3 separate regions of the Homo sapiens genome follow, and regions 1 and 2 are each linked to region 3. A link is a loop called in an ENCODE intact Hi-C map of the cell type or tissue named here. Cell type or tissue: A673. All regions are shown on one strand.

Region 1 (8,000 bases), 550 kb after region 3:
TTTTTATTTTTAATTCTGTTTGGGTGGTGACACATTTGTTGATTTGCATACGTTGAATCATCCTTGCATCCCTGGAATAAAATGCATTTGACCATGATGAATTATCTCTTTAATGTGCTGCTAAATTTTGTTTGTATTTTATTGAAAACTTTTGCATCTATGTCCATCAGAGATATTGGCTTGTAGTATTTTTTGTTGTTATGTTCTTATCAGGTTTTGGTATCAGGATGATACTGATTTCATAAAATGAGTATCTGTCCTCCTTGATTTTTTGGAATTGGTTCAGTAAGATTCGTAGTATGTATGGTAGATTTGACTGTGAATCCATCTGGTCTTAGATTTTTTGGTTGATAGGTTTTTTTATTGCTGATTTAATTTCATAAATCTTAATTCAGTCCATTTGGTATTTCAGTGTACTCCTGGTTCAATAAGGAGCAATTACATGTTTCCAAGAATGTGTCTATTTTCTCTAGGTTTTCTAGCTTGTGCTCATAGAGATGTTCACAGTAGTCTCTGAAGATCTTTTGTATTTCTGTGGTATCATTTGTCACATCACCTTTATCATTTCTGATTGTGCTTATTTGAATTCTCTCTCTCTCTTTTTTTTTTTTTTGAGACATGGTCTCACTTTGTCACCCAGGCTTGAGTGCAGTGGTGTGATCTCAGGTCATTGCAGCCTTGACCTCCTGAGTTTAAGCAATCCTCCTGTCTCACCTGCCCAAGTAGCTGAGGTTACAGGCATGCACTACTGGACCTGGCTATTTTTTTTTTTTTGTATTTTTTATAGAGATGGGGTTTCAACATGTTGCCCAGGCTGGGCTCGAACTCCTGAGCTCAAGTGATCTTCCTGCCTCAGTCTCCCAAAGTGCTAGGGTTACAGGAATGAGCCATCGCACCCAACCAGTCTCTTATTTTCTTGGTTCATCTAGCTAGCAGATCATCAGTTCTATTTATTCTTTCAAATAACCTGCTTTTTGTTTCATCAATCCTTTGCATGACGTTTTTGCCTCAATTTCATTTAGTTTAGCTCTGATCTTTGTTATCTCATTTCTTTTGCTAGCTTTTGGTTTGGTTTGTTCTTGTTTTCATAGTTCCTTAAAGTGCAACATCAAGTTGTTAATAAGAGGCCTTTCTGATTTTGATATAGGCATTTAGCACTGTAAGCTTTCCTCTTAACACTATTTGTGCTGTATCCCAGAAGTTTTGGTGTGCTGTGCCTCTACTTTCATTTATTTCAAAATTTGTTTTTGATTTCTGCGTTAATTTTGTTGTTTACCCAAAGTCATTCTGGGGCAGGTTGTTTAGTTTCCATGTATTTGTGTGGTTTTCAGAGCTCCTTTTTGGGTTTATTTCTAATTTTATTCCACTGCGGTCTGAGAAGATGCTTGATATGATTTTGATTTTGGAATTTATTGAGACTTTGTTAATGATCAAGCATATGGTCAATTTTGGAGAATGTTCCATGCATAGATGTAAAGAACATGTATTCTGCCATCATTGGGTGAAATGTGCTGTAGATGCCTAAGGTCCATTTGGTCAAAAGTCCAATTTGAACCCAAAGCTTCTTTGCTAGTTTTCTGCCTCAATCATCTGTCTAGTGTTGTCAGTAGGGTGTTGAAATCTCCCATTATTATTGTATAGCTGCCTGCCTCTTTCTGTAGGTCCAGTAGAAACTGTTTTATAAATGTGGGTGCTCTGGTGTTGAGTGTGTATGTATTTAAAATAGTTAAATCTTGTTGACTTGAAGTCTTTATCATAATATAATGCCCTTTTTGTCTTTTTTAAAACTGTTGTTCGTTTAATGTCTGTTTTATCTGATACAGTAATAGCAACCCCTGCTGTTTTTTGGTTTCCATTTGTGTGACATGTATTTCTCTGTCTCTTTAAGTATGTGAGTGTCATTACAGGTTAGGTGAGTCTCTTGAGAGCAACAGATGATTGGGTCATATATGTATATTATTATTATTATTATTATTATTATTATTTTTGAGATAGAGTCTCGCTCTGTCACCCAGGATTGAGTGCAGTGGCACGGTCTCAGCTCACCTCAACCTCCGCCTACCGGGTTCAAGCAATTCTCCTGCCTCAGCCTCCTGAGTAGCTGGGACTACAGATGCACTTCACCACGCCTGGCTAATTCTTATATTTTTAATAGAGATGGGGTTTCACCATGTTGGCCAGGCTGGTCTCGAACTCCTGATTGGGTCTTATATATTAAATCCAATTTGCCATAGTATATTCTTTAAATGAAGTATTCTGTCCATTTACATTCAAAGTTGATATTGACATGTGAGGTTTTGTTCCTGTCCTAGTGCTGTTAGCTAGTTGCTTTGTAGTTTCAATTGCATAATTGCTTTATAGAATCTGTTAACTTTTTACTTACATGTGCTTACATATGCTTTTTATGGTAACAGAAGTATTGTGCTTTCATTTCCTTTAGGTTTGTTTTTCTGGGAAAGATTTTATTTCTCCTTTATTTATGAAGCTTAGTTTTGCAGGATGCAAAATTCTCGTCTGGCAATTTTTTTTTAAAGAAGGCTAAAAATAGGCCCCCAATCTCTTCTGTCTTGAAAAAGTTTCTGCTGAGAAGTTTACTATTAGTCTGATGGGATTACCTTCCTCAGTGATTTGGTCTTTTTCCTTAGGTGCCTTTAGGATTTTTTTCTTTAGCATAGAACTTAGATAATCTGATAACTATATGCCTTGGTGATGCTAATTTTGTATAGTATCTTACAGGTGTTCTCCAAATTTCTTATATCTGAATGTCTACCTCTCTAGCAAGATTAGGGATATTTTCTAAATTATTTCCCCAAATATCTTTTCCACATTTCCTTCTTCTTTCTCAGAAATGCCAGTGAGTTATAAGTTTGATCCATTAGCATAATCTCAAATTTTTCAAAAGCTTTGTTCATTTAAAAAATTATTTGTCTTCATTTTTGTATGATGGGGTTAACTTTAAATTCTGGGCTACAGCCTTTGAAATTCTTTCCTCTGCTTGGTCTAGTCTGTTGTTAAAGCTTTCAACTGTGTTTGAAATTTCTTCAGTGAATTTTTTATTTTTAAAAGTTCTGTTTGGTCTATTTTTTAATATAGCTATCTCATCTTTCATCTCCTGCATTACTCTTCTGATTTCTTTGTGATGATTTTCAACTTTCTCTTGGTTCTCTTTGAGCTCCTTACAATCCATATTTTCAATTCTTTATGTGTCATTTCAAAGTTTTCATTTTGGTTATCATCCATTAATAGAGAACTAGTGTGGTTGTTTGTGCGTGTCACAACATTTTGTTTCTTCATGGTGCTGGAATTCTTGTGCTGGTCTCTTCTCACCTGTAGAAACCGTTACTTCTTATTTTTTAATTTATTTTTGTTTGAGTGGGATTCACTTCCCCAACCCTTGAGGATGTAACTATTGTGTATGCTGCAAAGGGTCTTTTGGCTTTGCTTCTAGGAATTCCTACAGACCCTTATCCTCCAGAAGGGTCTGTTGGAATTCCTTGGTTGTAGAGAGCTATAGTGTAGTGGCTTTCTTAAATGTTAATTGTTTGTGGCTGTAGTAGTGATGGGGTGCACTTGTGGTCAGGCTCACTGTCTTTTACAGGAAAAAGGTAGTGGAGGTCTCTGGAGGCTTGTGTCCTTTCCCAGCGTTTTCTCTGTCAGCAAAAATTATATTTGGTTGTGCAGTACATGCTACTGGACAGTAGGTGGCAATTGTGGGTGAGAGCTGGCTGAGTGCTGTACAAATACGTCAGAAGTTGTGACAGACTCTGCAGGTTAACGTCTCAGCCACAAGGTGGTGCTTGCAGGCAAGAGGCAATTGCAATATTGGCATTGGAATATTTACTTGGCCTTTGTTGATTACCGGAAGTACCTGGGTGTTCCTGGCAATGGGTAGGACCTGAGGATCCCAGGGTTACTGTTTCACACTCTGCCACCATGGTGACTGAATCGGGCCAAATTGGGTGGGGCTGGGTTGGACAAGCTCATGACTAGGCTCTCCAAGGCTGGTGAAAGCACTGATCTTGCTGGGAGTTTAGCGGCAGCTTTCAGGTGACTGGAACAACCCTCCTAGGAGAGGCAAAGTTGCTATTCCTTTGCCACATATCTAACTTAGTGGAGGAGTGGCAACCTGGGGATTTTTAACCTAAATGGTGACCACGAAGTGTGATAAGCTCAGTTCCTGTACCCAGGGGTCTCTCTCCAAGCCTCTGGCCCCAGCAACAGGCCCAACCAGCTAGATTTGTCCCAAACTGTCTACACCCAGATCACTAAGCCACTTCAGGCATTCTGGACTATGGGACTCCCTGGGGGAGAAACAAGGACTATCAAGCCACATCGTCCCCAGTCTGATCTCACTAATGGAAGGGCGCCCAGCTCCCATACCACCACACAAACCCATGTCACACTATTCTCTGTGTCCTAACAGTGGGAACTCCTTCTTTGCTGAAGATTAGGCCATAAATCTCATCTCTATACCCCTGGATGGTGTGCTCCAGTCCTAAGGAACTGGGACTGGGCCAGCGATTTTGTCCTCTTGTCCATTGGGGTCAAGCACCAGCTTTGATAGGGGGAAGCTGCTCCCAGGCCACTCAGATGGGACAATGAAGGGAATTCGGTGCCCCCACTCCCCTGGGAACAGCCAGGCAGGCAGCCTTGGTAGGGGTTGGCAGGGAAAGGTGTGCCTGGTTCATATGCACCTTGGTCCCATGGCAATGGCTATAGGTCCTTTCTGGGGCATCTGAGCATGCCTGGACCCACTCTTTTCTGGCAAGGAAAACAGCATGAGCTGCAACCACTCATTGCAGGATGTAGGGCCTTGGGGGATGAGTGCCCAGAGTCATCTTTTGTTGCAGCTGCCTCTCACAGCCAAGCCTTCTAGGCTCCACCAAGTTCAAGCAGTACCTCTGTGTGTTCTCCAGGCAGCTCCTCTTGCCAGTCCAGAGGTCTGCAGGGTTCATGGGAACTCCTGTAGCTATGATCTCAGAGGTCCACGGTGGAAATGTAGTTCCCTGGATTTCTTCATTTATCTGTACCCTGGGTCCAGTCCTGGTCTGGGGGCCAGTCTGGCACCTGAAGACTCCAAACAGGCTGCCCTTCTTCCTCCCTTTTCAACCACAATTTCTTTTTTTTTTTTTTAAATACTTTAAGTTCTAGGGTACATGTGCACAACTTGCAGTTTTGTTACATATGTATACATGTGCCATGTTGGTGTGCTGCACCCATTAACTCGTCATTTACATTAGGTATATCTCCAGTGTCTTTCATTACCTATCAGATTTCAATGCTTTTGCTCAAAAGATCTGTTCAAAGTGTGAGGTATACTTGATATTTTGGTTGCTCTCTCTGGAAGAGATGTATTGTGGCTACGTCTAGTCAGTCATTTCAATCAAGATATTTTACGAGCCCTATTAGTGCAGCCAGCAGCGCGTCAGTCTCATAATCTGAATCAAGATATTTTATTTCCTTCTTATAGTTTTACTTTTTTCTTCTTTTCTCTTATTTTTCTGATGAGGATTTCCACTAAAATATTTTCTAGAAGTGGGAATAATGGATATTATTGTGCTGTATTTAAGATCTTAGGGAAAAATAATTAGTTATTCACCTGTACATGTGATGAAAGTTATAGAGTTGTGCTTTATGTAGTTGGATAAGAAATGTTTTCTTTTTCAAAAATATGTGTGTTGAATTTTGATAATTGCCATTTACAAATCTATTCTGAATCTATTGTGATGCTTATATATTTTTATATTTTAGTCTCTTACTAGAGTGAATTACAATGATTGATTTATGAATGTTAAACCACCTTGTATTCCCAGGACAAATTCAACCTGGTTATGATGTGTTACCTTTTTATGTGGCTAACTTCAATAAGCTAAATTTGAGATATTATTTTTGAATCCATGTTTAGAGATATTTGTAATTTATTTGTAATTTTGTTGCAATAACCATTCTAAGCATCTTATTAATACTCCATCATACAAGGAGTAGAGATGTGTACCCTCTTGTTTTATTTTCCAGAAGAGCTTGTCTAGACTTGTATTTTTTTAAGTGTTTGCTAGAATTTACCACTACAATCTTATGGGCTTAGAGTTTCTTTGTGAAAAGTTTTGCTGCAAATGTAATTACTTTTAAATATAGGAATATTTAGTTTTTTTTGTTGCTCTTTAATGAGTGAGCTTTGGTGGTTTGCTTGATTTGAGTAAATCGCTCATAATATTCTCTCACCATTTAAATATTGTGGGTTCTGCACTGTTGTTTTATTTTAAAATTCTGATTGGTCATCTGTGTCTTCCCTTTATTTCTTCTCAACAGTTTAGCTGTTTCTTCATGGTAGATATTGATGGTTTGTGCAGAAAGTACTCCTGATAAGTGTGGACATTCTGGCATCAGCAAGTTTGAACAGCATGTATATGGAGGGGGCCATCCTACTTGATATTTAGCAATTTTATTGAACTTTAAAAAGAGCAATTTTGAGCTTCCTGGGCTTATTTTTCTGTTTTCTATTTGATTTATTCTCACTGTTTTAATTGTTTTTTTATTTAATTATTCTTTTTCTCTAGTCTTTTTTTTTTTTTTTTTTAATTGAGATGGAGTCTTGCTCTGTCACCCAGGCTGGAGTGCAGTAGCACAATCTCAGCTCATTACAACTTCTGCCTCCCGGGTTCAAGCAATTCTCTGCCTCAGCCTGCTGAGTAGCTGGGATTACAGGTACCCGCCACCACACCTTGCTAATTTTTGTATTTTTAGTAGAAATGGGGTTTCACCATCTTGGCCAGGCTGATCTTGAACTCTTGACCTTGTGATCCACCTGCCTCCGCCTCCCAAAGTGTTGGGATTACAGGCGTGAGCCACCGCACCCAGCCTTTTTCTCTAGTCTTTAAAAGTCAAATCATACACCAATAATTTGAGAACTTTCTTGCTTTGTCTGCTATAAAGTACCCTTTCGAACTGCTCTACCTTCATCTCACAATAATTAGTATGTTATGCACTCATTTATATTCAATTGTATTGTCTCATTTCCCTTGTGGTTTTGTTATTGACCTGTGGATTATTTAGAAATACATTGTTTAATTTCTAAATATTTGATTTTCAGACATTGTTTGCTATTGATTCTAGTTTAATTTTACTGGGGTCAGCTAATATATTTTGCATAGTTTTTTTTTTTCTTTTAAATTTGTGGGTACTTTTATTGCTTAGACTAGGTGTATGTTGCATTTGCACTTGAATGTAATCCATACCTGCTGCTAATTGCTGTAGTGTTCCATAAATATCAATTTATTTGGTCAAGAATATTGTGTTATTGGATTCTATTGTACCTTACTGATTTTCTAATTGCTCTTTGAATTGCTCAGAAAGTAGTATTGAAACTTGAATTTTAAAAATTAGCGTTATTGAAGTATAACTGACAAATTGTATGGTTTTAAGGGGAATATGATAATTTAATATATGCATATATTTTGTGAAATGATTACCACTATGAAGTTAGTTAAAATATGTCACCTCACCTAGTACCCTTTTTGTTTTGTTTTAGATTGAGAACATTTAAGCAAATTTTAACTATGCAATTTAATAGAACATTTGATTTTTTACTGGATGAGTACGATGTGTATTTTATATTGCAGGGTGATAGATTTTGTTGTATTCCTTTAAACACTTTTTGATTTGGTCGTGGAATGAGAAATCTAATACATTCTTTAGAGCCTTGCCCTTAAGGTTTTTTATGACAAATGCAGAGCACCCTTTAATCTAGGACTATTTTAGCCCCACTGCTTATGCATTACGTTTTAAAAATCTCTACTCCTGCTGCTTGTATTATAGGTCTTTTCTCTCTGGCTGGTGAGCAAACAAATATATAGGCTTCTGTGAACTATAATAATTGTTCAGCCCCCCTTTCCCAGTAGTTTTCTTTTGCAACTTTAGGTAAATTCATGATTTTTCTAATAAATGTCCAGGGAAGGATTAAACTGAAGCTTTCTGGACATTCTCTCTTTCTCTCTCTCTCT
Region 2 (8,000 bases), 220 kb after region 3:
ATAATAAATATTAAGAGAAGCCATTCTAATTAAGCCATCCTAATTAACGGCCATTCTATTAAATTTGTAAGGCTATTATTTTTATTTATCACAAAGCTCAAAGATGAAAAATCGAAAAAAAAAAAAATCCCAGTAGCAGCTAAGTTATATTTCCCACAGTTGTGTTTCTACCATCAAGCATAGAAGGTCAGCTGTTTTATTCAAAATGCTTTGCAACCAAGACAGGGGATACCAACATTTGGCACAAGTAACACTACCCTACTTGTCTTCACAAAATGTTTTTGTTGTGTTGACATTTTAATTTAGCACTCAGAGGCCAATTAATATTTGAAACTCTTACATTCTGTTTGGCCTTGGGCATAAAAGGAGTTTGATATTTCACACTCCATCCTGGTACCTTATTTGAAGAACATCATGGCAATTCTCTTGAAAATGGAATCTCTTGAATTCCATGCAAGTTAACAATTGTAGCAAAAGAACTATTTTGTAGTCACCATGTTACCGTGTACTTAAAAGGCATAAAGCAGTCAGCAGTCTCCCCTCTTCCACCAGAAGAACATGTCTGGGTAGAGTTACGTGTTTGTAGCTAAGAAACATTTCACAAGTTGCTCATAGCACATCAGAACTCATAACTAGTTTTAGATTGGCATGTAAATTGTTCTGAGGGAAATTCTTATTGCCTCTGAGACCCTGCCATTCTGAGTTATTTGACAGTTTAAGGGAAATCATAATTAAAAAAAAGACATAAATAATAGCCTGTGCAGTGTGGTGTGCAGAAATAAGTAGAACCATTTCATTTAAACTCTGGTGAGCTTTTAATTGCCTGGATTGCATTGTGAAGCGGCCTAACGGTTGATTGCCTCCATTATGTTCCCTTGTTCTGTACCATTCATCCGCACAGTCTCAGCTTCAGTAGTTAACACAACAAAGTAACCACAACTCCACAACACACAGGGGTTTAAAAAAAATAATAATAATGAAAGATTTGCAGCACTTAGACACAGTCTTACATTTTTGGACTAACTACACAGAGTGAATAGAAAACATTTTGTCCGTCGGAAAATTCACAGAGAACAATTTGGGAGAGGGAAGAGGAAGAGGGAATACATAAAGGGGGTTGGAAGAGATGAGGTGCTTCAGAAAGATGCTAAAATGGGAATGCAGGTTCTGCAGCTGGGAGCATTGACACAGATTAAAAGAATTTGGCCAACATGGCCATTCGATTGCCAAGAGGCACCAGACAAAAGATTTTCTCTCCTCCTGCCCATCTTCATCCTCTTCCCAGCCCCCAACCCAGGTTGGAAAACTGGATTGGGCCTAAAAGCTTGTTTCTCTCTGTTCACTGGCCCAGAGCATCCCTACAGGCTGCAGCCCCCTAAGGGACAACAATGCAAATAGATGTCCCCAGATCTCAGGCACTGGAGCTGCTTAACTCTGTTCTGCCCCTTCAACTCCCAGCCCCCTTCCCTATCCTTCACCCCCCTCCCCTTTTTGAGCAATGGAGCTGGGAACCAATTTGATTCCCTTTTTCTCCAATGCAGCTGCAAGGCTCAGAGATACTGACATTTTTCCACTCTTATCAGTTTAATTACAGTTACCATGGCAGCAAAGTGCTAGTGCTTGGCAAAGGCCAACAAGAGATTTGCAAGACTGAGTTCAATTTTGATGCAGCTCACATGCAAAATAAAAAAAAAAAATAAGAAACATACATACACTCTAACAAAGAATCCCTTGCGGAGTTTATGCTCCAGCCTTTTGTGGTTGTGTCTTTGCAGCCACACAGGGATGGTTTGCAAAGAATGTAGCAGTATTTGTTGCATCTAGCAAGATTAATTGGTTTAAGCAGCAGTCTTTCAAAGCAGTTACAACAATAATATTTCGGTTCTTTCAGAAAGACACAAAAGCAGCGGAAAAGCAGAAAGGCTTTTGAGCGGCCAGGAGTGCAGAGCGCCAGCAAAGTGCATCTATGATAGACTGTAACCTTACCAAAACTTTTCTCCTTTTTCTGCATGAGTTGACTTAGGCGTGTCTGAGTTGCAGCAGCTTCGCATTGAGCACCAAACCCAAAGGTAGAAGTAGAAGGGGGTCTCCTTGATTTCGCTTAAGTGTGGACCTGGTGCGCAGCCTACACCGCCGAGGACCGACTATTGTGAAGCCACTTTGGGAGCGGGTCGGAGTGGCGGCAGGGGGTGGGGGAAGGGATGAGGACGGCCAGACAAGACAGGGCGCACACACGGAGCCCCTCGCAGTGTGCAAAATGATGGCGAATGACAAAGCCACATGCTTCCCTAACTCTGCCCGTAATCCTAAAATCCCAGCGGCCCCTTTTAGCTTCCTGGTAACAAATGGATTTGATTAAACTGTCACATGCAGCGTTAGCATAGCATATCATGTTCAATATGAAAAAGATCATAAATCTGACTTGTATTTCATAACAGCAATCTGAGTAGTCCCCGTAAAAAATGTGCTGCATCAGTTTGAATCTCAATCTATTAGGATATAGGCACCTTGGTCCAGGGACCTTCCCTCTTCTAGCCACTTCTGCCCCTACCCGCCTGCCCCCCCCCCCCGCCCCCATGCCCAAACACAGCCACTTTTCCACGGCAAAGGAACAACATTTTGTTATTATGGCTGCGTGGAGAGAGGCAGAAGCGTCAACAAGGACCAAAAGATTGTAATATCAACTCTTTAAGAAGTGGGGGTTCATGAATTCCAGCAAGTAAGGGGGAGGGGTCCGGAAACCCACCCAGGACTGAATTCTTTTCCTATGGGCTGGGAGCAAACACTTCCTAATTCCAAACTCTCCCTGCCCCTCTCTCCCCGGGAGTCAGGGGTGTGGAAATACTGCAGTTCATGGTGAACTTTGACTATTATCCACTCGAGTCGTACTTGAGACGTTCCGCGCCGCAGCCGCTCTCCCTCCTTCCATCAACATCTTCCGCCTGCATCTATTTCATGTCTCATCATAAAAATAATGAAGCCTCACATGATTTAAACAAAACCGTCTCAGTAGAGCTGCAGCCCGAGTGAAAGTTGCAGTGCGGAGCTGGGTTGCAGCTCCAGTTTATGCCTCATTAGCAGAGGTTGGGGAAGAAAAAAATACCCACATCCGCACACGCACGCGCGCACCCGCAGACACACACACCACAAATAAGCCGACGCGTGTGTACACAGTTGCTGCACTTACCTTCTCAATTAAGCGATACAGGGGGAGGCCGTTCAGTAAGCACAGTGGCTGCTTTGTAGCGCTTCTCCTTGGGAAAGGTCAAAAAGAAGCATTGTTTGAAAAAAAAAAAAAAGACGGGGGAGGGAATGTCTATTTTTTTTTAAGTTTAAAATAATGAGGTCCTCAAGGATACGCCAAGCAATGGTGTTGACCGCATCTGAGCCACAGGTGTCCTCCTTTTAGGCAACTGCAGTCCGAGGCTGTCTCTCTCCGTCCTGGTTCAAGACAACTTACCCCAGCAGCGTGCGAGGAGCCGAGCTGAAGGAAGCTCCGGCTCTCAGCTGCAAAATGCAATCCCTTCCCAGCCAGACATAATACAGCCAAAGAAAAGGTCACTCAGTTATTAGTGAGCCGGCGGAGCCCAGGCAGCGCTTGTCAAGACCACAGAGAAGCAGCTCCCTTCCGATTTAAGACTATTTACCTCTCGCCCCCACCCCTCCCCTCTTCTTTCCTTCTCTCCCTCCCTCTCTCGCTGGCTCCCTCGCTCGCTCTCGTGTGCCTGTTCTGCAGCTCAGTCAAGTACAGCCGCCCTCGGAAAGTGCAAAGCAGCCACGAGACAGATCGGGCTTTGTTGCTAATTTCCCAGGGTGAAAATTTACAAGCCTGCGAGTGCAGTCAGCACAACCACATGCATATGCTACTCACAAACGCTGGGGACAAACCCGCACACAAAATGTGACCTCTGCAGGAGTCGACTGAGGAAGGACCCTACCTCCTGGACCAGTCCAAAAGAAGAACTCCTGCGAGAGAGCTCCGGAGGAAAAGGGTAGGGTTCCTAAAATAACCAGGGCATTTTGGAATAGGTGGCTACATTTAAAGCAAATTGCCTTCCAAAGCCATTTCTGAAGCTACCAATTATGGAAATTAAAATAAAAGCAAGAGAATCAAACTGCTACCAGAATACCCTGGAAAAAGCACACAACCCTCCCCTTTAAGAAATGCCTGGAGGTGGCTGCAGTCGCTGGTCTGTCTGTGACTTCCATTCATGAACTCTCTGAAGTCGCTGCTCCGCAAGTCCGCCACACAAGCCTGGTTCAGGGGATCACACACACACTCTCCTTCCTCCCTTCCTCCCTTCCTCTAATGGCCCAAGACCCAAACTGTGAACTTGTTCTCCATTCACTAATGCTGACCCCCACCACCACCACCCCGAAACACACTTCCTGCAATTACTTGAATTCCTTACTATTTAAAACTCACACGCTCCAATGAAAAACAGCCAACAGCACTGAGAAACATGTTTTCAGGACTAACTTGGTCAAAGAACCATAGTTTCTGCACCATTACTGCTTTGTCTTCACAGGCTTGTTTTAAGGCCTTGACAGATTTTTTTTTTTTTTCTAATAGGTCCCATTCTCTCTAACCTCCTCTCCTCTTAACTTTCCTTGGCATCTATAAAGGCCACTGGTAGCTTTAAAATACCTTATTATTTTTCTAAGTTTTCAAACTTCAAAGTCACCCTCTGTTTGGGCTGCTCTTAAAGTACCCTCACCAGATTTTACAAAGCTTTGTCAGAGGTCAAGCTTAAAAATGGTCCACATTTGAAAGACACTCACTGAAATGTTTAAGAGCCAAGAAATATTCAATTGTTGAACTACAAAAAACTTTTTTTCTTCTCTTCACCATCAGTTTTAATCTAGCTCTAGTTTTAAAAAAAAAATCAAAGCACCCCCCCCATGAGTATTTAAGCTAAATTTTGTTTTTCTTCATAAAGAATAAAGGCACAACATTGATAACTAGTTTTTACCCCCTCCCTTTTGAAGGCTCATAATAAAATAGCCTGTGGTTTGCTTTCCTCTCCCTTTAAAAGGCAACAAAACTCAGAACTAACCTGAAAAATAACGATATTCACAGACGGTAGATTAATGAGAACCCCTTAGTTGACTTGTTCTGTACATAGGCAGATTTCTTAAGTTTGGCTTTTCTGGCCCGTCTAGGCAGGCATACATGCACTTCACCCATCCGCACAGCTCCCCACTGTTCTACCCCACCTCTCTGCTACAGCCACTCTGAAAACACCCCAGTATGTGTGAGTGTGTGTGTGTGCATATGTGTGCATGCATGTGTGTGTGTCTCGTGCGCTCTGTCTCAGCCAATGCACTGAGAAGAAGAAAAGAGGGAGGGAGGGAGGGAGAAGTATGTGTGGGGAAAGGGAGAAATAAAATCAAAACAAATGGTACAGCTAATGAGGACAATTAAATTAATTATGTTCAAGGAGATGAGATTTTTTTTCCCTCCAACTGTATGATCTGTTACCCCTCGCTGGCAACTGCTGCTCTGTAATTCATGGCAACTGATTAGTGCATCTATGCAAATCTTTGTTTAAATCATTCAACTAATTAAATGATGGGATTATTCCTCTGCCTACGGTGACATCATTCGCGGTAATTAGTACTCTATTTGGACTGTGGCAGTAAGATTCCTGATATCAACACCAACCTGCAAAGACATTAACCACTTTGTCACCTTTTTCTTAAGGGACAAACACCCAGATCTCTAAGTGCATCCCATCCTCTTCCTTTTTCCCCAATCTTCCTTTTCCTCTCAATTTTACCATTTCCCCCACACTTATAAGCAAGTAATACTGCCAAGCAAGGAGGAGAGAGAGAGAGAGAAGGAGAGACAGAGGAGAGAGAGAGACAGAGAGAGAGAGAGGAACTTAGCGAATAATATGCCAAACCACATGTGTAAAGGAATAAAATGGAATAGTTAACATTCAGCTCCATGCCATTCATTTTCCCCTAAAATGTAATGATAATTAGATGGGTCATAAAATGCTCTTCTTTTCATTATGACTGATGAAATGCATTAAAGCTGACAGGGTATTACCTGACAGTAATTAGGTTTTGTCATGAATTAAATTATTTGAAAGCAGGCTATCTCCCCAATCACGCAATTTACAGCAAGATTTTTTTTAATCTGTGCTACAGAAGGGAGAGAGATAGAAAATAGCAGTTTTTCTCTTCATAATCATATGAATTATTCACAGAAAAAATCATCAGAAAAACCCCGTGCAGATGAAGAGGCTTGCCACTTAATGTACTGCACAGATGTGATCATCAGCGGTTGCCGACAATGAAATATACAAGTGCACACAAAGTGATCTGGTGAACAAGAGGTGGAATTTAATCATCTTCTGCTGACACTTTGCGAAAAACACCATTAACCCTCAGCAAACTCCCTGTTTTCCTGGCTCCCCCCAACCCCAAAGTCTCACCCCTCCCGCGAGGGAAAAAGTGAAAGAAGAATTTGTGCTTTTGTTTACTCAGCCAAGCTAAAGGTTGGATCCAGCCAGGCAAGCAGTTTCTTCATTTCCTGAGAGTAAACTACCCAGTTTAATTACAGATCCTTTGGAAATCTTTGCGAAAGGATTGCTATAAAGAGCCAGATCTTTTTGGTCCGATTACCTTTTGCCTGTGCCCTCTTTCTGCAACTCATCATCAGACGTTTGATGAGAGAATTTACTTCATCCAGCCCCCATCCCAACACTTATTAAAGGAAAAAAAAAGGCAGACTGTCTTCTTCAGGGGTCTTATATTGTGATACCTTGATGAGGGGAAAAGGGGAGGGGAATGACAAAATGGGGTGGAGGAGGGTGCTGAGGGGGTGATTAGATATATACTACTTACCTTTGCCCAAAGGAGATCTCCCACAAGAAAATAGTGTGTATATATGTATATTTCTAAACACGTCTTCAAGTTTTCAGCTGTTTCTTTCTTTAAAACACACCTCACAGATTACTTTTGTGTGCGGGTGTTCAGTTACGATTTCTGTGGCGTCCCAGAGATGCTCCGGTTAGGTTGCCGTCTTTTTTTTTTTTAATTTTTTTTTTAGGGCAGCAGACAGGTTGTTGGGGGGAGGCAAAGGATAGCACACCCTGAAAGTCCAGGAGCAGTGAAAGGTCTCGGTCAAGGGAAGGATGAGGTTGATACTGCCCCCACCACACACACTCCCACCATCACTCTTCGAAATTCAGCAACACAAATGAAAGAAACCTCTGCTTCAGGCTTCCTGTCTTTCTTGTGTGCCTCTCCCTTTCTCACTTTCTTCCCGAACTGCATACAAAACCTGAGTGGGCCAGAGCTGCTCCTCCAGTATTTAAACACCTCGCCAGGTCCCTAGTTAGCAGCTTCCTTCAGCTCATCCAAGAAGCTGACAAGTACTGTTAGAGGAGGCTGTACATGTTGCTCTAATGGACCTCATTAAGTTCTACTTACAGATGTTCTCTTAACATAATTGATCTGCGGTGAGTTGAGAGGACTGCAACTTATTCCCTAGCCCCCAATTATGGTTGGGTAATTAGATCCCCAACCTCCAATTTTTCACATTCACCCTTCTAACATTCCAAAATATCAAAGTATCTCTCACCAAAGCTCCCCCTTACCGGACTCCACTCTACTCACTGTATTGACAGTTAGATCTGCTCTAACCTTTGTAGTGACGCCAGTTTTAATGGTGCATTCAGTCCATTGACAGAGCTGTGTTTTCTCCCCCAGCCTCTCTTCTCCTTTCCTCTCCACACTACCACCCCCACCCCACCCCCTTAACCCTCAGAAACAAAAGGGTAAAAAAAAAATCCTCTAACTTGTATAGTTTGTACTTTTGATAAAAGGTTTCAGTGATGAGCTTTGGCAGTGGTGCTTCCTTTCTAATGTCTTTTTATCTGTATTAATTCCTCAGATGAAAACTTTAAGGAACAATGAAGGAGAGAGGTAGTGCTCTGAAACGGTGAGAAGAAAAAAATTACACAGCACACCTGGGACAGATGAAGCCA
Region 3 (8,000 bases):
ATTTGCTTGTCTGTAAAGTATTTTATTTCTCTTTCACTTATGAAGCTTAGTTTGGCTGGATATGAAATTCTGGGTTGAAAATTCTTTTCTTTAAGAATGTTGAATATTGGTCCCCACTCTCTTCTGGCTTGTAGAGTTTCTGCCGAGAGATCAGCTATTAGTCTGATGGGCTTCCCTTTGTGGGTAACCCGACCTTTCTCTCTGGCTGCTCTTAACATTTTTTCCTTCATTTCAACTTTGGTGAATCTCACAATTATGTGTCTTGGGGTTGCTCTCGAGGAGTATCTTTGTGGCATTCTCTGTATTTCCTGAATTTGAATGTTGGCCTGCCTTGCTAGATTGGGGAAGTTCTCCTGGATAATATCCTGCAGAGTGTTTTCCACCTTGGTTCCATTCTCCCCATCACTTTCAGGTACACCAATCAGATGTAGATTTGGTCTTTTCACATAGTCCCATATTTCTTGGAGGCTTTGTTCATTTCTTTTTATTCTTTTTTCTCTAAACTTCTCTTCTCGCTTCGTTTCATTCATTTCATCTTCCATCACTGATACCCTTTCTTCCAGTTGATCGCATCAGCTACTGAGGCTTCTGCATTCTTCACATAGCTCTCGTGCCTTGGTTTTCAGCTCCATCAGGTCCTTTAAGTACTTCTCTGCATTGGTTATTCTAGTTATCCATTCATCTAATTTTTTTTTCAAAGCTTTTAACTTCTTTGCCATTGGTTCGAATTTCCTCCTGTAGCTCGGAGTAGTTTGATCATCTGAAGCCTTCTTCTCTCAACTCATCAAAGTCATTCTCTGTCCCGCTTTGTTCCGTTGCTGGTGAGGAGCTGCATTCCTTTTGAGGAGGAGAGGCGCTCTGATTTTTAGAGTTTCTAGTTTTTCTGCTCTGTTTTTTTCCCATCTTTGTGGTTTTATCTACCTTTGGTCTTTGATGATGGTGACATACAGATGGGTTTTTGGTATGGATGTCCTTTCTGTTTGTTAGTTTTCCTTCTAACAGACAGGACCCTCAGCTGCAGGTCTGTTGGAGTTTGCTGGAGGTCCACTCCAGACCCTGTTTGCCTGGGTATCAGCAGCAGTGGCTGTAGAACAGTGTGTATTGGTGAACCGCAAATGCTGCTGCCTGATCGTTCCTCTGGAGGTTTTGTCTCAGAGGAGTACCCGGCCGTGTGAGGTGTCAGTCCGCCCCTACTGGGGGGGTGCCTCCCAGTTAGGCTATTCGGGGATCAGGGACCCACTTGAGGAGGCAGTCTGCCCGTTCTCAGATCTCAAGCTGTGTGCTGGGAGAACCACTACTCTCTTCAAAGCTGTCAGACAGGGACTTTTAAGTCTGCAGAGGTTACTGCGGTCTTTTTGTTTGTCTGTGCCCTGCCCGCAGAAGTGGAGCCTACAGAGGCAGGCAGGCCTCCTTGAGCTGTGGTGGGCTCCACCCAGTTCCAGCTTCCCAGCCGCTTTGTTTACCTAATCAAACAACTAACTCAGCAATGGTGGGCGCCCCTCCCCCAGCCTCGCTGCTGCCTTGCAGTTTGATCTCGGACTGCTGTGCTAGCAATGAGCGAGACTCCGTGGGCATGGGACCCTCCGAGCCAGGTGCGAGATATAATCTCCTGGTGTGCCTTGTTTTAAGCCCATTGGAAAAGCACAGTATTAGAGTGGGAGAGACCTGATTTTCCAGGTGCCGTCTCTCACCCCTTTCTTTGACTAGGAAAGGGAATTCCCTGACCCCTTGCACTTCCTGGGTGAGGCGATGCCTCGCCTTGCTTTGGCTCGTGCACGGTGCACTGCACCCACTGACCTGCGCCTACTGTCTGGCACTCCCCAGCGAGATGAACCTGGTACCTCAGTTGGAAATGCAGAAATCACCCGTTTTCTGCCTCACTCACGCTGGGAGCTGTAGACCGGAGCTGTTCCTATTCGGCCATCTTGGCTTCTCTCTGAGCTAATACTTTTAAAATATTTTGCACTCCACAGAGGAAGGTTTTATATGTAAGTCTGAGTTTTGTTTTTCTGAGTTGTTTTCAGTTGGTCCATGTGATTACATTTTTATACATGGTAAAAATTTATATATTTTTTTCCAAGTCTTTTTCTTTTTCTTTTCTTTTCTTTTTTCTTTTTATTTTTGAGACGGAGTTTTGTTCTTGTTGTCCAGGATGGAGTGCAATGGCATGATCTCAGCTCACCGCAACCTCTGCCTCCCGGATTCAAGTGATTCTCCTGCCTCAGCCTCTTGAGTAGCTGGGATTACAGGTATGTGCCACTACACCTGGTTAATTTTGTATTTTTAGTAGAGATGGGGTTTCTCAATGCTGGTCAGGCTGGTCTCAAACTTCTGACCTCAGGTGATCCATCCGCCTTGGCCTCCCAAAGTGCTGGGATTACAGGCGTGAGCCACCATACCCGGACCTGAGTTTCTTTCTTAAAGTTTGTGTTAAGATGTTGCCATGTGGGGACAATATCATAATATAACATACTATTCTGTGTGTGTCTGCACATGTATAATACAGATATTATTTTAAAATATGATTACAAATGGCATAATCTCTTTCTTAAACCATACAGGTTTTTGTTGCATTTTTTTTCATTAACACTATGCCCTGAGACTTTATTACCAAAGGGAAGAGGAGAGGAGGCATTTTCTATTCAAGAAGCCCACAAATAGGAATTAACACAGGTGCAACAGGGGGAATTCTTCATTGAAAAGGGACAAAAAGTAGAAATTCCTCTGGTACAAAAAGAGGGGGTTCAGAGAGAATGGATCTTGGGTTGGGATACTGCTGGGGTCCCCTGAGGGAACTTACCCATCTCTGGCCTTTGTGAGAAGATAGGCACCCTATTGAAGGATATGCCCCATGTAATTGATTTAAATGTGCCCTCCTGCCCCCCAAAATGTATCCAACTTCTAATCCTTGGAACCTATAAATGTGACCTTTTGTGGAAAAAAGGGTTTGGGCAGACATAATTAAGTTAAGGTTATCTCGATGAGATTATTCTGGATTAGATTGGGCTCTAAATCCAATGGCAAATAATTAGAAGAGAAGGGGAAACAGATGCAGAGACACAGAGAGAAGTCCACGTGAGGACAGATGCAGAGAGTGGGGTTACACAGCCCCAAGCCAAGGAATGCCAAGGGTTGCAAGCAACCAGAAGGTAGGAGAGAGGCAAGGAACAGACGCCCTGGAGAATCCAGACAGAACCAACCCTGCCAACAACTTGATTTCAGGTTTCTGACCTCCTGAACTGGGAGATAATAAATTTATGTTTTAAGCCGCTAAGTTTGTGGTAATTTGGTATGAATTGCTCTAGAAAACCAATATATCTCACTTATTATACCAAACTCTGGGAAGAATCCCAATCACAGGGCACCTAAGTGCAATAGGGGATGCCCAAAAGCATAGTAATATTGGTCAGGTAGTTTGCAGGGGTGAGTTCCAGAGAGAAAACCCCTAAGTATCTCTTGACGTACTTTTGTACGCAGCTTCCTGGAGTTCTGACATGCTCCTTGTGGGATGCAGAAGGCAGCTGATGGCTGCGAAGCAGTAGGCCTATCACAGGGATCCCTGTAGTGAGGGATAACTCTAGCTGGGGTTACAGCAGAGACTATAGGTGGAGTTGTAGAGTAACGGTAGAGGCCAAAGAAGGAACAGGAGTTAGGTGGGAAAGGGGAAATAGTATCAGGTGCTAGATATGCTGAGAAAACAGCCCATGGATTTCACCCACCGTGGACTTGCTAGAATGGATTTAGATAGGACAGATCAGAAGAAACTATTTGCAACTCAGAGAAGCAGAAGCCAGGGAAGAAATATAATTTGGAACTAAAGATCGCCTCCCCAGTATAAAGTTCTTATTGTGCCCAAATTTTATTTTGGAGAGGAGGAGAATCTTGAAAAGAGAAATTTTAATAAGAAATAGTTTGAACTGCAATATGAATTCTGCTGCAATGGACCATTGTAATCAGTGTGAATGGGGCAAGTCTAAAATTTCTTTTGTCATTAGGTGGAGGGAGGTTGGAAGTGAAGGAAGAACTCTGAGGTTACATCAATCACATGATTTCTTTAAAACTACATTTGTGTGCATGAATTGTATATAATATTTGATCTTATTACACATAGAAATGGCAAAAATCAGTGGTTATATGCTTTCAATATTTTTCTCAAGTAAAATCCACTATAATTTTTACCGGCTAAATTTATACTTATTTTATTAACAATTTATTTGCACATCTGCCTGGGAAAAAGTCTGTTTCAAACAATGATAATCTGATGCAACTGTATCTCTTTTAGTTTCAGACCTACCATCAAAGCCCAGGAGAAGCCCGTCTCTTTTCAAAGGGCTTTCTTTTTTTTTTTTTTTTCCTCAATCTGGGTGGCTAACTTTGATTTGTCTTTGGCACGATACTGTGGAGCTCACAAGTAACTCTCATTAAGAGTTCTGCAAATGCTAATTGATAGATCAGCAAGTTTGGAGGGCTGCTTTTAATACATACAGTTTCTTTTGGAGTTTTGCGTCTTTTCTACCTCTTAAGAGTCAAGTCTATTTGACAGCCAACTAGAGAGTATTGAAGTAATTGCCCATAAAATGAGAGTCTCCTATCTACCCTCTTCTCAGCACACTTGCCTAAAGAATCTGCCTACTGCCTTCACTCTTTGCTTCATTTGGTCTTTCAGTGGCTCGTTAGGTGTGGGCTCCTTTTGGCCAGGGCTACCCAGCTCTATTTCAGTTCCCTGTATGCCTGTTTGCCTTCGGAGGCAGTGACAAATTTGCTAGGTTGCGAGGTTTGCACTGGTCAATAAACCAGTCCAAAGTATCCAAGCAGTTTGTGGTTTGGAAATTCTTGAGCTCTTTTGGAGAAGATCGGTGATTTCCCATTGCCACTAGATGTCCCTGTGTGACTTTTCTTTTGGACATCAGTGCTGTACACGCGGCAAGTTATTTCTACTCTGCTGGATAGAAGGAAAGTGCTCCGCAGGCTCTGAAGAAGCAGTTTATAGCGGCATGTCACCCAAGCTAGGACTCGGCACAACTTAGCCCTAGCACATGGATTTAGAGTGCAAGGGTATGGCAATGCCGAAAATTACTCAGACTGTGCAGAAATCAGGATTATCTCTATAGAGGTCCTGGGATCTTTCCAACTTGCATCATTAAACTTTTCCTGCCTCCCAGCCTACTCTCAATACTGAGACCGAAGCTTCTAAAACAATCTGTCATGAAGAATTACGAGCTAGCTTTTAAAAAATAGTTTTTACTTCTGATCTTTTGCAGGCCAATGCCTGATGTTACTGTATATGACCAGTATGCCGCTCACTGTGTGAGTTTGCGAACACCCAAACTGTGTACAGTAGGCCCCCTTTGTCTCAGTTTTCCTTTCTGCAATTTCAGTTACCTATGGTCACTTGCAGTTCAAAAATATTAAATGGAAATTTCCAGAAATAAGCAACTCGTAAGTTTTAAATTGTGTGCCACTCTAAGTAGAGTGATGAAATCTACTTCCAACTCCATCCGGCCTGGGATGTGAATTATCTTTTTATCAAGCGTCTCTGCACAATATACACTGTCCACCCTGTCAGTCACTTAGCAGCCAGCTTGGTGATCAGATCGATTGTAGTGGCATTGCAGTGTTTGTGTTCATGTATTTTACTTAATAATGGCCCCAAAGTCCAAGAGTAGTAATGCTGGCATATTATAATTGTTCTATTTTATTATTAGTTACTAGTTATTGCTGTTAAATCTTTTACTGTGCCTAATTTGTAAATTAAACTTTACAAACTTTATAATCTTTATTTTATTGTGCCTAATTTATAAATTAAACTTTATCATAGTGCATGACATACATGTATAAATGGGAAAAAAAACAGCACAGTCATGCATTGCATAATGACATTTTGGTCAATGATGGAGCATATATATGGCTGTGGACCCATAAGATAATAATACAGCTGGAAAATTTCTATCACCTAGTGATGTCATAGCTGTCCTAACATTATAGTGCAAAGCATTACTCCCCTCTTTATGTTGATGCTGGTGCACACCAACCTACTGGGTTGCAAGTCATAGAAAAGCGAACAAGTAATGTCCTAGGCCTTCGCATTCACTGCCCACTCACTCACTGACTCACCCACAGTGACTTCCAATCCTGCAAGCTCCATTCATGATAAATGCCCTATACAGGTATACCATTTTTTTTTTTTTTGAGATGGAGTCTCGCTCTGTTGCCCAGGCTGGAGTGCAGTGGGGCTATCTCGGCTCACTGCAAGCTCCGCCTCCCACGTTCACGCCATTCTCCTGCCTCAGCCTCCCGAGTAGCTGGGACTACAGGCGCCCACCACCACGCCTGGCTAATTTTTTGTATTTTTAGTAGAGACGGGTTTTCACCGTGTTAACCAGGATGGTCTCGATCTCCTGACCTCATGATCTGCCCGCCTTGGCCTCCTGAAGTGCTGGATTACAGGCGTGAGCCGCCGCACCCTGCTGTTTTCTACTGTATTTCACTGTACCTTTTCTATGTTTAGATACACAAATACTTACCATTGCACTACAATTTGTCTACAGTATTCAGTACAGTAACATGCTACGTAGATTTGTAGCCTAAGAGCAATAGTCTACACCATATAGCCTAGGTATGTGGTAGGCCATACCATCTAGGTTTGTGGAAGTACACACCATGATGTTTTCACAAAGATAAAATCACCTGCCAATCCATCCCTCAGAATGTATCTCTGTTGTTAAGCAATACATGACTGTATATAGACATATTAAGTTGGTGCAAAAGTAATTGCGGTTTTTGCCATAAAAGTGATGACAAAAACTGCAATTACTTTTGCACCAACCATGTTACTGTACTGAATACTGTAGGCAATTGTAACACAATGGTAAGTATTTGTGTACCTAAACATAGAAAAGGTATAGTGAAATACAGTAGAAAACATTAAAAATGGTATACTTGTATAGGGCATTTATCACAAATGGAGCTTGCAGGATTGGAAGTTGCTGTGGGTGTCAGTGAGTGAGTGGGGAGTGAACGTGGAGGCCTAGGATATTACTTGTTTGCTTTTCTATGACTTGCAACCCAGTGGGTTGGTTTACACCAGCATCGTCACGGAGCTGAAGGTGGCTCACACTAGCTGGCAGGGGCCAGTTGTTACCAGTAGGATTTGATACTATTGACAGTTTCAGGCATCAACTGGACTCTTGAAATATACACTTGCAGATAACTGGTGTCTACTGTATTCCCTGTTTATTAAAACCAGTTAATTAACTATATGCTTGGTTGTCACAGCAATATCAGCTGGCTATAAGTGTCCTTTTAATGCTTACTCTCAATTTCTGTATTTATTTTGTGACACACTGGAAACACTTAGTGGAACCCTTCAAGCGACACTGGCCTAGGCATTATCACAGGCTGAGTTCTACATCCTTAAATTAAAACTAATGGACCTCGAGGAACTGGAGAGGCTTAAGGCAGCTTTAGGAGACTTGAGTGGAGACTCTTGTAATGTGGCAGGAGCTGTACTCTGTCCTTCCAGAACTCCTGCTCTAGGCCAGGCCTGGACCTTCCACTGAGCAACTACACTGAATCTCAGATGAAGGCCACTTTAAAACAGAAAACCATGGATGATCCCAGGAAGCAACAGCAATAGAGAAGGAATGCTTCTTGAAGTTCAGCTTCTGAACCTTCTTGGGGAAATTAAGTTAATCTTGTAAAGTGCCACTTTGCGTATCTGAAGACAAATACAGGTGGCATAGGGATGGTAAATACCTTGCACTGGGATTCGTTTTAATAATTAGCCATAGTGACACCTAGGTGATAGATAATGTGATGGCTTACCCAGCAACCAGCTCCAATTACAGAAATAACAGAAGGAAATTTTAGCTTCACAAACTGAAAAGAAATAGTTTGTTTACTCGATGCATCAACAGTTTGTATCTCAACAGTCATTTATTGAGCCAGTTATTTGTAATGCAAGAGCACAACTTGCCTAAAAATAATGTTGAGAATAGTGG

Evidence for each region. A loop is a pair of places that touch in the nucleus more often than their neighbours do. Peaks named below come from ENCODE experiments on the same cell type or tissue, not always from the same donor. Only the 100,000 strongest peaks of a DNase experiment are listed, where the experiment ranks them.
Region 1: it touches region 3 in a loop (3-fold over the local background); 5 of 110 quality-filtered maps call a loop at or near these places.
Region 2: a loop joins it to region 3, with 2.8 times the contacts of the local background. A loop is called at or near these places in 5 of 110 quality-filtered maps.

The regions. Positions count from the first base shown.
Region 1 is chr12:16,936,266-16,944,265 of GRCh38, forward strand. The region is part of intron 3 of LOC105369677 (a long non-coding RNA gene); the gene reads right to left. Among named protein-coding and RNA genes, the nearest start is that of LMO3, 330 kb to the left of the region's middle. In A673, a CTCF peak has its summit at 3,770 (motif pointing right); a DNase peak (open chromatin) is centred at 3,756; H3K27ac peaks cover 510 bases.
Region 2 is chr12:16,602,879-16,610,878 of GRCh38, forward strand. LMO3 (LIM domain only 3) reads right to left here and starts at 3,284. Exons shown (of 4, transcript NM_018640.5): 1 at 3,188-3,284. RefSeq lists enhancers at 1,718-2,218, 7,107-7,606. In A673, no CTCF peak of the experiment used is centred here; DNase peaks (open chromatin) are centred at 2,213, 3,023, 3,743 and 4,316; H3K4me3 peaks cover 6,440 bases; H3K27ac peaks cover 4,775 bases.
Region 3 is chr12:16,381,356-16,389,355 of GRCh38, forward strand. It overlaps a transcript of MGST1 not described here. Among named protein-coding and RNA genes, the nearest start is that of MGST1, 38 kb to the left of the region's middle. RefSeq lists enhancers at 1,003-1,596, 1,597-2,189. In A673, a CTCF peak has its summit at 4,866 (motif pointing right); a DNase peak (open chromatin) is centred at 4,936; H3K27ac peaks cover 850 bases.